2 separate regions of the Homo sapiens genome follow, and region 2 is linked to region 1. Evidence: read pairs that join two places in POLR2A ChIA-PET (ENCODE). Cell type or tissue: Panc1. All regions are shown on one strand.

Region 1 (8,000 bases):
CTGCAATCCCTGCCTCCCGGGTTCAAGTGATTCTCCTGCCTCAGCCTCCTAAGTAGCTGGGATTACAGGCACGCACCACCACACCCGGCTAATTTTTGTATTTTTAATAGAGAGGAGGTTTCAACATGTTGGTCAGGCTGGTCTCAAACTCCTGACCTCATGATCCGCCCGCCTAGGCCTCCCAAAGTTTTAAGTTTTCTTCTGCTCCTGGTATTGTCTCTTTTTCTTTTTCTGTTTGCTTTCATCTATGTTTTTTATGTTAGAGATGTTGCCTCCAAAGTCTGTGGATCTTTAATTACTCATTTGTAAATCAAGAGTGAGGTGACTGATGCTGATTGGGTTCTCTGAGTATGGGTGGCGCTTGTTGGCTGATGGCTTCATAGTAGGGAGATCCAGAAAAATTTGATTTTGCAGATCACATGCAAAGGGTAAGGACTCCAAATGGTATCGCTCATCTCCAGCCAGAAAGTGTAATTGGCTACGAGTGAGCTGGGGTCACAGAACAGGGGAAAGGGATGGAGAAAGCCTCACAGTTTAGCATGTAGGCTTCTCCTTAGTCCTCTCTAGAATGGGCAGGGACTTTGTCTTGTCTGGCACTGTAGCTGTGTTACTGTGCCATGTACACTGTATCCATTCAACAAATGCTTTCTGAATGGATGAGTGAATTCCACTATTTCTCATTGAGCAACCATCACAGATACTCCTAAGTCTGGACTTCCTCTGGATCAGCCTCTCAAGGGGTAAACCTCTCTCTCATCTGGATTACTCCATGGCAGAAAGGATTTGGAGTCTTTCTGCTTTGGAAACAGAATTTCAACTGGGGCTTCTGTTTCCAGCTCCATGACAAAGGTCCACCTGCTGGGCTCTAGTGCCTCCAATTCCTGAGCCCTTCTGGGGTTAGGGTCACCTTGGGAGGCAGATTGCTTCTCTGGGTTCTGTCACTGAAGATATTTAGCTTTCAGCATCCTCAGGTCTGTGAAATCAGTCATCCCTCCCGAACTGGGATGACATTTTTCTGTTAATTTAATTCCGATTCTCTTTGTCCTTTCAGTAAAAATCTCCTCTAACACAGTAAAACACATCAGTTAATCTTCTGATTTTGTTTTTCTTGAAGATATACCTCTCGGAATAGCCTGTATCCCTACTCTGAAAATGACATAAAGATTTTTTCTGAGCAAAGAAAAACACAATATTTATCAGCTAACCTCCCTAAAGGAAATATTAGAGTATTATTCAGGCAGAAAAGATGAATGGAATGTTGGATATGCAAGGGAAGAAAAACAATAACAAGAATAAACAGGTGTGTTGGCCAGGTGCAGTAGCTCACGCCTGTAATCCCAGCACGTTGGGAGGCCAAGGTGGGTAGATCACTTGAGGTCAGGAGTTCGAGACCAGCCTGGACAACATGGTGAAGCTCTGTCTCTACTAAAAATACAAAAATTAGCCAGGCATGGTGGCGGGCACCTGTAATCCTAACTACTTGGAAGACTGAGGCACGAGAATCACTTGAACCCGGGAGACAGAGGTTGCAGTGAGCCGAGATCACACCACTGCACTCCAGCTTGGGTGATACAGCGAGACTCCTTCTAAAAGAATAAATAGGTGTGTAATGTAAATAAATATTAATAGTATAACACAATGATAATATCTAACATAGTTTAAAATATATAGATAATTACAACACACAGCAACATTACATAAGGTGAGAATAAATGGACTTAAAGTGTTTTAAGGTTCTTGCAGTTTCATGGAGAGAGGGTCAATGTACCATCAGTATTAAATTTTGACATGCTCAGCATGCATGCTATGCTCTCTAGGATAACTATTAAAAAAGAGGAGTAACAAAAATGAACTAGGAAGCAAAGTACAATAGAGGAGATCAATGAAGCCAAAAGTTGGTTCCCTGAAAAGATCCATGAAGGACAGAAATCTCTGGCAAGACTTTTAAGACGAAGAAAATAGAATGCAAAAATACCTACTACTAGGAATTTAAAAGGGAACATTACTAGAGGTAACACAGATCAGATGGAAATTCAAAGTTAAAATGTGATAAACAACTTTACACTAAAAAATTGAAAATGTAGATAAAATGGTAAATTATAGAAAACACAAATTTACAAAACTTACATATGCAGAAATAGAAAGCTGGAATTCTCCTATGACTATTAAAGGAATTAAATCCATAATTTAAAACCTTTCCCAAAGAAAACTCTAGACTCAGATGGCTTCACCCATGAATCTAACCAAACATTTTAGAAGAAACAATGCCTCTGTTATACATAGCCTTTCAAAGAATACGAATAAAGGGAGAATTTCTCAACTTAGTTTATGAGGCTAACATAACCTTAATAACCTAAATCTGACCAGAGCATTGTAAAAAAGGATAATTACAGGCCAATATCACTTATGAATGTAGATGAAAAAATTCTCAAAAAGTACTAGCAATTCAGCAAATCATAAACAAGATAATACATTCTGATCAATTGAGTTTACTCCAGAAATGTTGACTTAACATTTGTAAATCTATCAAGGTAATGTTCACCCCACCACATTAACAGAGTAAAGAAAAAAAATCATATGATAATCTCAGTAGATACAGAAGAAAGCCTTGATAATATTCAACATCTATTTATGATTTTTAAAATCAAACATTGTAATAAAATAACAATAAAAATCTCAATTTAAAAATAGAAAGGGGCCAGGCACGGTGGCTCACACCTGTAATCCCAGCACTTTGGGAGGCCAAGACAGGCAGATCACCTGAGGTCAGGAGTTCAAGACCAGCCTGGCCAACATGGTGAAACCCTGTCTCTACTAAAAATACAAAAAAATTAGCCAGGCATGTTGGCACACGCCTGTAATCCCAGCTACTTGGGAGGCTGAGGCAGGAGAATCGCTGGAACCCAGGAGGCAGAGGTTGCAGTGAGCCGAGATCGTGCCACTGCATCCCAGCCTGGGTGACAGAGTGAGACACCGTCTAAAAATATCTCTCAACTCGACATGGTGGCTCAATGAACCTGCAAACCCAGCACTTTGGAGGCTGAGGTGGGAGAACAGCCTGGGCAACGCAGTGAGATTTTAATTTTTAACAACAACAAAAAATTAGCCAGGTGAAGTGGTGCACAACTGTGGTTTCAGCTACTTAGGAGGCTGAGGTGGGAGGATCACTTGAGCCCAGTAGTTTGAGCTGCAGTAAGTATGATGGTGCCACTGTACTCCAGCCTGGGTGGTAGCAAGACCCTGTCTTGCTCACTTTCTCTCTGAGTTTGAGAATAGACAAGCATGATTCCTATCAACACTTCTATTCACATTTTTATGAAATTCATAATAACTGAAATAAGACAAGTAAAATAAAAGTATATGTATTATAAAGTAAGAAATTAATCTGTTCTTATTCACAGCAGGTGTGCCAGAGTTCCTAGACAATCCAAAAGGATATACAGATAAATCATTAGAATTGATATATGAGTTTAGCAAGTTTGTGACTTATAAGTAGTGGGAAAATGAAGTCTTTAAAAATAACAGCATCAAAAATACCAAATACCTAGGGATAAATCTAATGAATATATTTACAGAGAAAATAATACTCTCTCTACACAGAAAGTGATAAAATATTACAGAGATAAATTTCTGAGAGAAATAAATAAATGAAGGAATATATCATCTTCATGGACTAGAACACCCACAGCATAAAGATACTAATGTGTATATAGATTCAACTCAATCTAAATCAAAATTACTGCAGTTTTTCATGGTGGATGGAGAGAAGAGATTAACAAGCCGATTCTAACATTAACATTGAAAATGCAAAAGGCCAGGAATAGCCAAGCTAATGTTCAAGAACAAAATAAGATGAATTGCTCTTACATATAAAGATATTGTTAAAAAACATTGTTAGCAAGTTATCGTGATTAAGATGATATATTTGCACAAGGAAGAACAAGCAAACTAAGGGAACTGAAATCCAAAGGAATCCAGAAATCGACTCACACACTTATAGATTCTTGATTTATGACAAAAGTGGCAGTGGTGTTCCCGAGCAGCTCAGAAAGGATGGCTTTGTCAATAAAGCTTCTGAGTCCATTAGACATCACTATAGAAAAAATGAAAGACCCCTATCTTGTACCAAACACAAAATCAATTCTGGGTGAATTACAGATCCAAAGAGAAAAGGTGAAATAATTAAGTTTCTAGTGGGCAACAGAAGAGACTCTCTTCTGCTCTTGAAATAAAGATTTCTTTTTTTTTTTTTTTTTTTTTTTTGAGATGGAGTCTTGCTCTGTCGCCCAGGCTGGAGTGCAGTGGCGTGATCTCGGCTCACTGCAAGCTCCGCCTCCCAGGTTCATGCCATTCTCCTGCCTCAGCCTCCCGAGTAGCTGGGACTACAGGCGCCTGCCACCAAGCCCGGCTAATTTTTTGTATTTTTAGTAGAGACGGGGTTTCACCATGTTAGCCAGGATGGTCTTGATCTCCTGACCCCATGATCCGCCCGCCTCGGCCTCCCAAAGTGCTGGGATGACAGGCGTGAGCCACCGCGCCCGGCCAAGATTTCTTAAGCAGACCTTAAGAAGAACCACAAAAGAAAAAGACTAATAAGACTATATTAAAATTAGAAATGCTTGTTTATGAAAAGTTGCCATTAAAAAGTTGAAAGGGGCCAGGTGTGGTGGCTCATGCCTATAATCCCAGCACTTTGAGAGGCTGAAGCATGAGGATTGCTTAAATCCAGGCATTGCAGACCAGCTTGTGCAACACGGCAAGACCTCATCTCTATACAAAATTTAAAAAATTAGCTGGGCATGGTGGCATGTGCCTGTGTTACTTGAGATGCTGAGGTGGAAGGTTCACTTGAGCCCAGGAGGTGGAGGCTGCAGTGAGCCATGATAACACCACTGCATTCCAGCCTGGGCAACAGAGTGAGATGCTCTCTTAAAAACAAACAAACAAACAAAAAGTTGAAAGGCAAGTTATAGAGAAGGAGAAGATATTTGCACACATATAACTGACAAGAGATTTTATTCAGAATGTATAAAGAAATCCTATGAACCCAGTACAAAAATGGGCAATAGACCTCAACAAGATTATGCAAAGAAAGGTTATTAACAAACACATGACAAATGGTCCAATCTAGTCATAATTAGCAAAATGCAAAATAAAATCACAAGATACCCTACACACCCACTGGGATGCCTAAATTAAAATAGAAAAATACTAACAATAATTGTGTTGGTAACCAGATGGTGTAATGGAAAAACATACACTGCTGATGTGAGTGTAAACTTGCACAACAACTTTATCCACTAAAGTTGACATTATCCACTAGAGTTGAAGATACAGACACCATATGAATGAGAAAATCCTCCCCTAGGTATATGCTCAAAAGAAATGTGCACTGAAAGACACATACATGAATATTCATAGCAGCTTCATTCATAATAGATTCAAATGGAAAATAACCCAAATGTTTATAAAGAATAGAATGGATAAATACATTGTACTATTAGCCCAAGATAATCTTATGCAGCATTAAAATGAATGTGCTATAGCTTCATGCAATAACATGAATGAATCTCACTCTCTTAGTCCATTCCAGCCCCTATAACAAAATACCATAAACTGGAGAGTTTATAAACAATAGAAATTTATTTCTCACAGCTCTGGAAGCTGGGAAGTCCAACATCAAGGCAGATGCAATAACTGGTTAGAGCTCTATATCTGGCTCATAGATGGTGCATTCTTGCTGTATGCTCACAGAGTGGAAGGGGTGAGGGTTCTCTCTCCAGCCACTTTTATAGGGACACTAATTCCATTCATAAGGGCTTCACCCTCGTGACCTAATCACTTTCCAAAGGCCTCACCTTCTAATACCATCACTGTGGGGATTAGAATTTGGGGGAACACAGACATTTACACCATAGCACTCACAAATAGAATATTGAGAGAAAAAAGCTAGACAAAGAGGAACATATATTTTATGGTTCCATTTAAACAAAGTACATGAACAGGCAAAATTAATGCATGGCAAGAGAAGTCAGAATAGTTTGGTTCTTTTGGGGAGGAGAGGCCAATGCTTAGGAGGGTCCTGCAGGTGGTTTCTGAGTTTCTGCTGTGTTATTTTCTCAGCTGGTGCAGTGGTTACCAGGCATGTTCGCTTTGTTTTAATTCATTGAGCTGTACATGAGGCTTTGTGCACTCTTCTCTGTGTTATGCTTTAATTTTCCAAAGTAAGAGGAAAAAACTAGCCATGAAAAGAAACCATCCGGGTCAGAGACTGTAGCAATGACTGTGACCTCATCAGCTGAATCGTCCTGCTGTGGGCCTGTGGTGGTGGCAGGTACTGCCCAGGTGCTATCCAGGTGCCACCAGGTCCTGTCCGGGTACTGCCAGATCCTGTCAGTTGCTACCCAGATGCTGCCCAGGTTCTGCCCAGGTATTGCCCAGGTGCCGCCAGATCCTGCCCAGGTGCTGCCAGGTCCTGCCCAGGTGCTGCCAGATCTTGCCCAGATGCTGCCCAGGTCCTGACCAGGTGCTGCCAGATCCTGTCCAGGCACTTCCAGGTCCTGCTCAGGCACTGCAACAGCAGCACAGGATCTTGGGGGCCAAAGCATCCCTGAAGCTGCTGCTAGGACCCCACCTCTCTGGAAGGCAGTATTCCCAGGGCCATATCTTATACTTTCAGTTAAAATAAATAAAACAGTTTATAAGGAAAAAAGTTAAAACCCCACCCCCAACCTCACAAACAGCAGCAACAGCAGCGTCAACAATACAACAAACATTAGTAAGTCGCCCTCGTCTCCCCACTCTTCCCACATGGCCTCTGCCTGCTGACACCATCTGCTTGCAAAACAAATACAAACCTGTGGTTCCTTTGCTTCAAATCCTCAGTGAACTCCAAGATGTCGAAAATGTCAAAGCTTCCAAGCACAGTCGATATACAAGGCTCCCCACAACCTGTATCGATCTACTTTTCCATCGTGATCACCTCTCTCTCCCACCCCTCCCTGTTCCTTGCTCCCTGTCCTCATCCTCCATACCACCACCCCACAGACCCTCACAGGCAAACATGCGCCCTCCGGCCACCGAGTGCTCTCTGTGGTCTAGCACGTCTTCTAATGTGCCATCCAACGCACTTCCCAACCCCACTGTCTGGACAAGCATTCATCTCTCGCTGTAGAGGTGACCTATCAGCTGGGTTTTTTTGTTTGTTTTTTGTTTGTTTGAGATGAAGTCTTGCTCTGTTACCCAGGCTGGAGTGTAGTGGCACGATCTCAGCTCACTGCAACTTCCATCTCCTGGGTTTAAGCGATTCTCGTACCTCAGCCCCCTGAGTAGCTGGGATTACAGGTACACACCACCATGCCCAGCTAATTTGTGTATTTTTAGTAGAGCTGGGATTTCACTATATTGGCCAGGCTGGTCTTGAACTCCTGGCCTCAAGTGATCCTCCCACCTCAGCTTCCCAAAATGCTGGGATTACAGGCATGAGCCGCCAAACTGGGTATGTTTTTTGAAGACTTTTCTCCCTTTCACTGGCCCCGGATTGAGTTGCTTTTTCTCTTTTCTGTTTTTTTTTTTTTCCTTAATTTAAGATTTTGTTTGCAATTCTAGCACGTATTACTACGTTGTCATTATTTCCATCTGGCTCTGAGCATGTCTTAGGCAGGAGGAATGTTCAAATATTCCTCATCTGCATATGTCTGGAGCCTTGGCACTCAATAGATGCTCAAAAAAAATGTCAGTTGAGTTTAACCAAGGAGGGTTGATTGGCCTTTCCATTCTTAAATTTCAACAAGGCTATTTATGCATGTTTTGCCTTGGGACTGAGGAAGCATAGGCAGAAATGTTGTGAAGACAAGAAAGGGATGGTTCATGGCAGTAAGGAAGACCACTATTTAGAATTGGTGTTGCCAGCTCCTGAAAGCAAGCTTGAAGTCCTAGGCATGTCCTTACAAGTGAAAGGTGGCAGTTGTGAAGTCACAGCAGGTCAAAAGGATGGCCCG
Region 2 (8,000 bases), 240 kb after region 1:
CCTAGCTGTGGACTTTTATGTGGGAGAAAAGGAAGCTTCTGGTTTGTTTGCTTGTTTTTGTTTTGCTTCCATCCTTTGTTATTTTGGGTGTTCAGCATTCATAGCCAAACCTGATCATCACTTAAACTATTCCCTTTCAAGATCTTAGAATCAGAAAAGTCCTTTTATGACACGTTTTCTGATGTTTACATGTTCTTACTGTTACCAAAAATGTTTCATTATCCTCATTTTGACCTTAATCTTGTCTACCTCTCTCTGTTCCCATGACCGCAGGGCCACCTTGGGGCTCAGCTATCTGCCTGCCCATTATTGATCCCATGTTTGGCCTCTCAGTCATGATTCCAGCTCCTTTGAGAGCTTGGTCTGTGGTCTATCTACCTCTCTCATGAGCCCTTCTGCTTCCGCGGATACACACGCCTTTGGCCTTTCCCACCTTTGCTCTGGGGAAGCCAGTCTTTGATGGAGTAAATTGTAGAGCCAGGCAAATGGTCCCACTGCAAATCTACACCAGTTTGACCTCAACCAGTGCCTCTCTCTAATGAGCAATGATTCTATTCCTTTCTAATTCACTTCTTCTCCATTTCCCACAGTGCCTGATTCACACTTTGCCCTTCTTCCCAAGTAATGATTCCCACCCTACCTCCTTTATTCTCTTTGGAAGACTTTGTTTTCTATCTGACTGAGAAGACCAAGGCCATGGAGGCCCCCCAGCATCCTCTGCTCTGCATCTTCACCTTCTCCTCATCCCCTCCAGGCTAAGAGGAAAAGCCTGCCTGCTCCTCTCTAGAGCACATCCTGTGTTCTTTATCCACCCTTTGGCTTTCCCTGGGATCTCCTTCCATTAATATATCCTCTCTTTTTTATTGACACATTTGAGCATATTCATATATGTACTGGCCATTCATGATATACAGGGAACCCTACAGGCACATCTTTGCAGCAATTATGGTGAACTGTGTGTGCTTTGATAGACATACAGGAGCCATGGAGCATGTGGCAGGGGTCCCACCCATCAGGAGGGTCAGGAGGGCTTCCCAGGAGAACACCCACCCAAGTGCTCCACTTCACTGAGACTGTGCTTGTCACAGTCCTTGGTGACCATGTGTCATGGGTGATTCTCATCTTTAATTCAAGCCCTCAGTAGCATTTTTTTTTCAATCGACATTGGGGCTGTCACTCTTTTTCTGTTGTTTTCTTTGTACTTCTCTGCCACTTTTCCTCAATCTCTTTTGCTGGTTTCTCCTTAACATCCCCATTTTTAAACATTCGAGGGCCCAGGTCTTAGTTCCTAGACCACTTTTCTTTTCACTCCCACTTCCTCAGTGCTCTCATTCCATCCTGCGGCTTTAATGGGATGATGACCCTCAAATTTATATCTTTAGCCAACACCTCCCCTTCGAACTCCAGCTTCATTTTTGACATCTCCATTAGACCATTTAACAGATGGATTCAATTTAATACATCACAGATTGAACTCCTGACTTCCACCACCCCCTCAAATTTCATTTCTGCTGCAATGAAAATGGCCATCTCAGAGAATGGCCCCCCCATCCCGCCGGGTGCTCAGGACAGAAAACCTTGGCATTATCCTTGACTTTTCCCTTTCTCTCACACCCTGCTCTCAAATCATCAGCAAATCCTGTTCACACTGCTTCAAAATATATCCAAAATCTGACCACTTCTCATTGCCTCCACCATCAGACAAAGCTGAAATCATCTCTCATCCAGGTTATGGTGACAACTTCCTGAACTTGTGTCCCGGCTTCCATACATGTCCTCTAGTGCCCTCAGGCCAGCCAGAGGACGAAATCAGCTTATGTTATTCCTCTGCAAGAAATCCTCCAATCACTCCCATCTAATCCAGAGTGGAAGCCCATGTCCGTACACAACCTATCCCAATGGTGACTGAAACAGACATGGGCTCTTGAAACTAGAGGAATAGATCAAGATGTACAAATGTTCACAGAAGTTAAAAATGGAAAATATGAGAAATACTAGATGGTAAGATGCAGGGATATTATAAGACTATTACTGGGATATCAAAGCGATTGCAGGAGGTAAGGACACTTTCCTTGAGGAAGTGATGTTTCATTCATGGCGTACTGGTAAGGTGAAATATTTGTGGTAGTTATTATGCATAAGTAGTGTGTATACCATTGGGGCTGATGTGAAAAATTCTCTCTCTTGGGTAGTGTGGCCATCCTGCTGGCTTTTTCCAGGGCACCTACTGTCCATTTTAGCCATAGAAGCTGGTGCTGGAGTTCACCTCCTTTGCCCAGCTAAGGCTTCTGCACAGTGAGATGAGGCAGGTAGTGACTCCCGCCCCAGGAAACTCTCACTGATCCCTGTGGTCTCCTTGGGCTGCCTCTGTCTGTGCCTTGTGTGTGTTTCACTCTCCCAGCCCCTTTTAGGACCCCCTGAGAGTCCACATTGGGACACCTGGAGCCAGTCTTCACCACATCATGCCCACCAGAGGAGACAAGTTCTCTTTTATGAAGATGGAATTTGCCATCACAAAAGAGGCTTGCCCATCTGCTCTCTTCTTCCTTGCTGAGGGCAATATTGCATAGTTTCCGGAAGGTGGGGCAGGGAAATTTGAGAGGAAAATTTGCCCAACTGACTTCTTTTCATCTATACTTTTACTTCCTTGGGCTCTTAGGTCTCTTACTACCTCTGGTTTTGTGAAGAGCCACCCCCTGGCAAGGTCAGTCATGCCTGGAGTTCCCATGCCATGTAAAATTGTCTGTATGCTGGTACAAGGACTCCAACTATTGCTAACCTTCTAGTCTCCTTACAGTTAGCACATTGGTCTGAGTAATTTATGTAATTTCCCTATTGGAAGCTTAGGGCAGTTTCCGAGGGGAATTCTAATGTAGGAGGAAGAGGGGACTCTGGGGTAGGGTGGCCACAGTGTGCAGTTGATTCCTTGTTGATGTTCGCTCCAGCATGAGCTGCACACCAGCTGGCTACTTCCACAGGCACACTCAATGCAGGAAGCCATCTCCTAAGGACAGTCACTGACTCTTTTTAGGGCCACCACAGTGAGATCCAGACTGAGAAGACAGGAGCTCGCCTGGTACTTGGGGTCGTAGGACCATTTCAGGCAGAGAGGGCTTCAGATTCCTCCTTCTTCATGCAGGGGCCATTGGATTCGTACAAGAGCTGCATTAGTTGCTCTCTTTCTTGCTCTTCAGGAGGGCTTCCTAGCAACTGCCCTGCTGCCCCCACCCCAACTCAGCCATCTCTCTCATACAGGGAAGACGACTTGTCTATTTCTCTTGCTGTATATGTGGTTTTATCACTGAGCAGGGGACTTGTCCCTTCCTTGATCGTCTTCCTCGAGGTATGACTAGAAAGACCTTTCTCTGCCTTTAATAATGCTGACACCATCATTTTGACCTGATTGTAAGCCCCAGCTGACTCGGGAGGGCAGCATTGGCATTTTTATTTTTACTGATTCCTGCACAGTTTATACACCTCCTTGGGCATGGTACTACCTGACTATACTAGGTCCTCACCATCCGAGAGGCCTCTGGGGAGGCAGTAGGTCAGGGTGGAGAAGGCACGTGTGGAAGGGGGTGCTGTGGGACTCAACTCAAGTGTGGCTGAGGGACAGGGGGTCAGGGCCTGGGTGCTGGGCACAGGACACAGGCAGCAGGGATGCCCCGGCCCATTGTGGGTGCCTTTTGCCCTCAGACTCACCACCCCCATGGTGATGTTCCAGCCGGGTGGACAGTGGACAACTGCTGTGTGAAAAAAGAGTGACAGCATCAGAGGGGAGGGGCTGAACACTGGGAGGGATGAGAGCTGCCTGGAAGGAACGGGGCAGAGGAACTGGATGAGAGAAAGCCTGGGAGGATCTGAAGAAGGAGGAGGAATTAGGACAATGCCAGCTGCAGGAGGCAGAGAAGACTTCCTGGGGAATATTTTATCAATTTCTCTCTTTTATTTTTAACCACCCAGAAGGCTCAGTACCTGGAAGGCTGGAAACATGGACATTGAGTTATCACATGTAAATCGGAAAAGAGAAGATTCCCCCACCCGCTCCCTGGTTTCTTCACCTGCTCCCAGGGGGTTACCATTAACTATTGGTCTATTATCATTCTTTTTTTATGGCCACACAGTATTCTATGGTATATATGTGCCATGGTTTTGTAATACTGAGTATTATTATTTAAGTAACTTTCTTTTACAAAAGCAATTTGCTTATCACTTGGAAAATTATCATGAACAGTATTGTATGTCAAATACAAGTCCCAGACACAGGCACTGGGCCTCCTTGCAGTGCATGGGAAGGTGGTGTCACCCAGTTAGAGTTCTGTCCCCAGTCTAGCACACCTCACATGATGCTCAACAACTGCTACTGTCAAAGAGGATTATCTGGATGACTTGAAGGGTCTTTCCAGTCATAAAGGTCAACAAGGCCACCAGGGTGTCCTCAGCCAGGTCCACACAGAAGCGATGGGAAAAGAAGTGTTAGTGACAGGAGGGAGGCCAGAATTCAGAGAGACAGAACTGGCCTGGACATCCCAACCTGCAGAGCTGAGTCGTGTTCTTGGTGTGTCGACACATGAAAAGGGTGTTAATTACACCCTCTCCCTGGGCCTGGGGGTATAGCTCAGGGGTAGAGCATTTGACTGCAGATCAAGAGGTCCCTGGTTCAAATCCAGGTGCCCCCTACCCTGTTTCACTTTTAATCACCAAAGTGGGTCCTGGATCACATGCTCCTCTCGGGCTCTCTCTATTAACTCAACCCTGGGCAAGATATGACCAGGCCTGCTGCCCCCTCTGCTCCTACTCCCCATCTGCTGAGCCCTCAACAGGCCCAACGAGATGCCCGCCTGCACCCCCTCCCCCGCCCACCCCGGTCCCCGGAAATCACCCAACTGACTTCCAGTTGAAAGTCTAGCACTAAGAGGCACTAAATTTGCACCATGGACCTCTTGACCTGCAGGCAAATGCTCTTCCTCTGAGCTAGAAACCCACTTCAGATGAGTTCCCAATGGACACTGCTTAAGGATGTCGCCTGCCCAAGGGAGGGATCCTCCTGAAACCCACAATAGTTTCTGTTTACTCCAGGTCAGGTCCCATGTCCTAGCAGACCTATCTCATACCAACCAACCCTCTCTGGCCATTGGCTCTATCCCTCTCCCACTGACCCCTCATTTGAGTCCCAGAGCCTCCTTTGTACTGTGTGGTCCATTCTCCTCCTTCTGTCTCAAGCTGAGTGCGTAAGCTTTGACATCACTTCTTGCTGGAATGATCATCCACTACATCTCTCCTTCCTTTGCCTCTTCCTCATGGACATTTATTCTAAAATCAACCCCATCCACCCCACCCTCACCCTCACCCTTTAGACAATGGCTGGATTTTGCTTCTTTTCTTTTTTTTTTTTCTTTTTTTTTTTGATGGAGCTCATTCTGTAGCCCAGGATGGAGTGCAATGGCACGATCTCTGTTCACTGCAACCTCCACCTCCTGGGCTCAAGCTATTCTCCTGCCTTAGCCTCCCAGGTAGCTGAGATTACAGGCATGCGCCACCACGCCCGGCTAATTTTTGTATTTTTAGTAGAGACGGGGTTTTGCCATGTTGGCCGGGCTGGTCTCAAACTCCTGACCTCAGGTGATCCGCCCGCCTCGGCCTCCCAAAGTGCTGGGATTACAGACGCGAGCCACCCCCCTGGCCCTTTTTTTCTATTTTCTACCTTTTCCTCCTCTTTTATCCCAAGGCCAAATTCAAGGCCTTGGACTGCAGGGCTGACCCTAGGGGAGGTGGAAGCTGCCCTCCTGGTGAGCAGCCCAGTTGTCTCAGAAGGTGTCACTCAGCAGGTCAGCACATATGAGGGATAGGGATTGGGCGTAAGCCTGTCTGTCTGGGGGTCCAAAGCCCAGGCCCAAAGGGGCTTCTGAACTGGGATGAGGAATCCCTCCCTCCAGTGGCTGAGCCACGGCCCCAGGCACGTGAGAACACAGGCAAACCGGGCACCTTCCCTGGCAAGACACATCCACAGGGACACGTGGTGCTGTCCCTTGCTGTAGTCAAAGGCCACGTAGATTCCAGACTTGTGGCACAGGGGTCCCGATTGGTGGGAAAGCCCCTAGATATTTTCTGTTACTACAGTGAGTGGGCAGCTTTGGCACTTGGTGGGCAGCGGCCAGGGCTACTGGGAGTTCTATGAGACACTTCATCAGCTGGGAGAGGAGGCTGCTTTTGCTGTCATGGAGATTTGGCAGAGTTTAGAGTTTGTTTGGATGTTTGTTGTGAATTCTCCACATCTTCTCGTAAATTCTCTCTACAGTTCTTGGATTGGTGTTCTTTCCTGAAAAATGCCCCAGCCTTCACATGAGAGCCCAGGGAGGCTGTGCATTTAACTGAATGCAGCAACTGCAAGATCCAATTTTGCCTCTGGTTTTCTGCTATGACACACGGGAGCCTTAGAAAAGATTCTCTCAGCATAATGCTGGAAGCTCTAGGAACCCTTCTGCGCGTTGCATGGAGAAGCTGGGCCTTTGCTCTAGCCTAGTAGTTCTCCATGCATTAGAATCGGCTCCCTACCTGTAGCTTCTCCTGTTTTATGGCAGCTGGATCTCTTGCCCTCAATGGGCTCCATTGCAGCCAATCACAGGCACCAGTGTATGTAGCTCTTCCGCTGTTGTGAGCCCTGGTCTGCTGGATTCCCATCCAGGAAGAACCAGCTGGATTTTTATTGACTTCAGTACAACTAGATCTGGCAACTCCAGTGTCCTCCCACATACCCATTTCTCTGAGGATCTCTTGCTTGCAAATCACACCTGGTACCAATTTCTGTTCTAGGCACAGACACAGGCACAAAACTAGAACCTGACTTTGTCTAATGGAAACAGATGAAACCATCGCTGACAGCACCAGGAGCTCACAGCACTGATGGGAAGGTGTGAACCTAGAATCACGGCAAGGTCACAGCAGAGAGTGTGCTGGCCAGGGGTCACTGCAGCCCTGCCGGATGCTGGATGCAGCTGCTAGCCCTGTTGCTAGACCAGAGCTCTGCCATCTTGGGATGCAGCTTATCAGCCTTGCTCTGCACATCGTCCAGTCCACATTCAACATCTGAGCAGGTCCTTACCACCCGAGGTCGAAGCGGGAGTATTTGGCACACCTATTTGATGTAGCATGTTGCAGAGCTATGCTTTCCCCCAAGACTCACATTATTTTGGGTTCCTAAAGTCATATAATAATACAAACATCCACCTCAAGCCACAAGAGAGGGACTGAGTCAGCACCAGAGGGCTGGGTGGCAGCGCCCGTTGCCTTCCTCCTAAGTTTTCAGAACAACAGCTGGCTCAGGGGATAAAAGCATCAGAGCTAGGGGACAGCTGGATTTGAGCCAGGGACCTCTTGATCTGAGTCAAATACTCTACTCCTGAGCTACACTTTCTCTCTGCTGTAACTTAGGTTTAGCATATTGACCACTGTGGCCTCACCCACAGACTCCAGCACACTGTAACTTCCATTTGCTGCTCTTAGTCTACCCCTGGCACCCAGCAGATTGATCTCACTACACACTGCCTCTTTGGGCCATGAGCTCACCCTGTCCTGTGCTTCTTGTGAACTCCAGAAGTCTCCTCCGCCCTGACCTAAGGTTTCCCTCCCTCAGTACCCATCTGGGGTCACCACCACTTCCCTCACCCCAGGACCACTGGATGTGCTTTTGGGTTTCTCTACCATATACTCCTCTGCGGTCTTCTTCCCTCATCCTATGGCCAAGACTTGGCAGGGTCTGCAGAGACTTGCTTGACACTGTGGGAGACATTTGTCCAGAAAGGCTGCCATCTCCATGCTAGGCCAAGATGCAGCCCCATCTCTCACAGGAGGCCCCACACTGGCAGGTCAGCACAGCTGGGGAGGCACCAAGCCTGGATATCTGGAGGACTTAAAGACCAGGCCCTAAGGGCCTCTGAACTAGGACTAAGGACTCTCTCTTTGTCCTGCCCAAGCCCTGGCCTCCCTGGCAGCAGGACAGA

The links. ChIA-PET counts read pairs that join two places held together with the same protein. Peaks named below come from ENCODE experiments on the same cell type or tissue, not always from the same donor. Only the 100,000 strongest peaks of a DNase experiment are listed, where the experiment ranks them.
Region 2: POLR2A ChIA-PET joins it to region 1 with 6 read pairs; 3 of 35 experiments call an interaction of 5 or more read pairs at or near these places.

Annotation. Positions count from the first base shown.
Region 1 is chr7:149,387,889-149,395,888 of GRCh38, forward strand. No RefSeq gene overlaps it. Among named protein-coding and RNA genes, the nearest start is that of TRC-GCA10-1, 14 kb to the left of the region's middle. In Panc1, no CTCF peak of the experiment used is centred here; no DNase peak of the experiment used is centred here; H3K27me3 peaks cover 245 bases.
Region 2 is chr7:149,631,080-149,639,079 of GRCh38, forward strand. It overlaps TRC-GCA9-3 (tRNA-Cys (anticodon GCA) 9-3), which reads left to right and starts at 4,608; the gene lies at 4,608-4,679. In Panc1, no CTCF peak of the experiment used is centred here; a DNase peak (open chromatin) is centred at 4,902; H3K27me3 peaks cover 397 bases.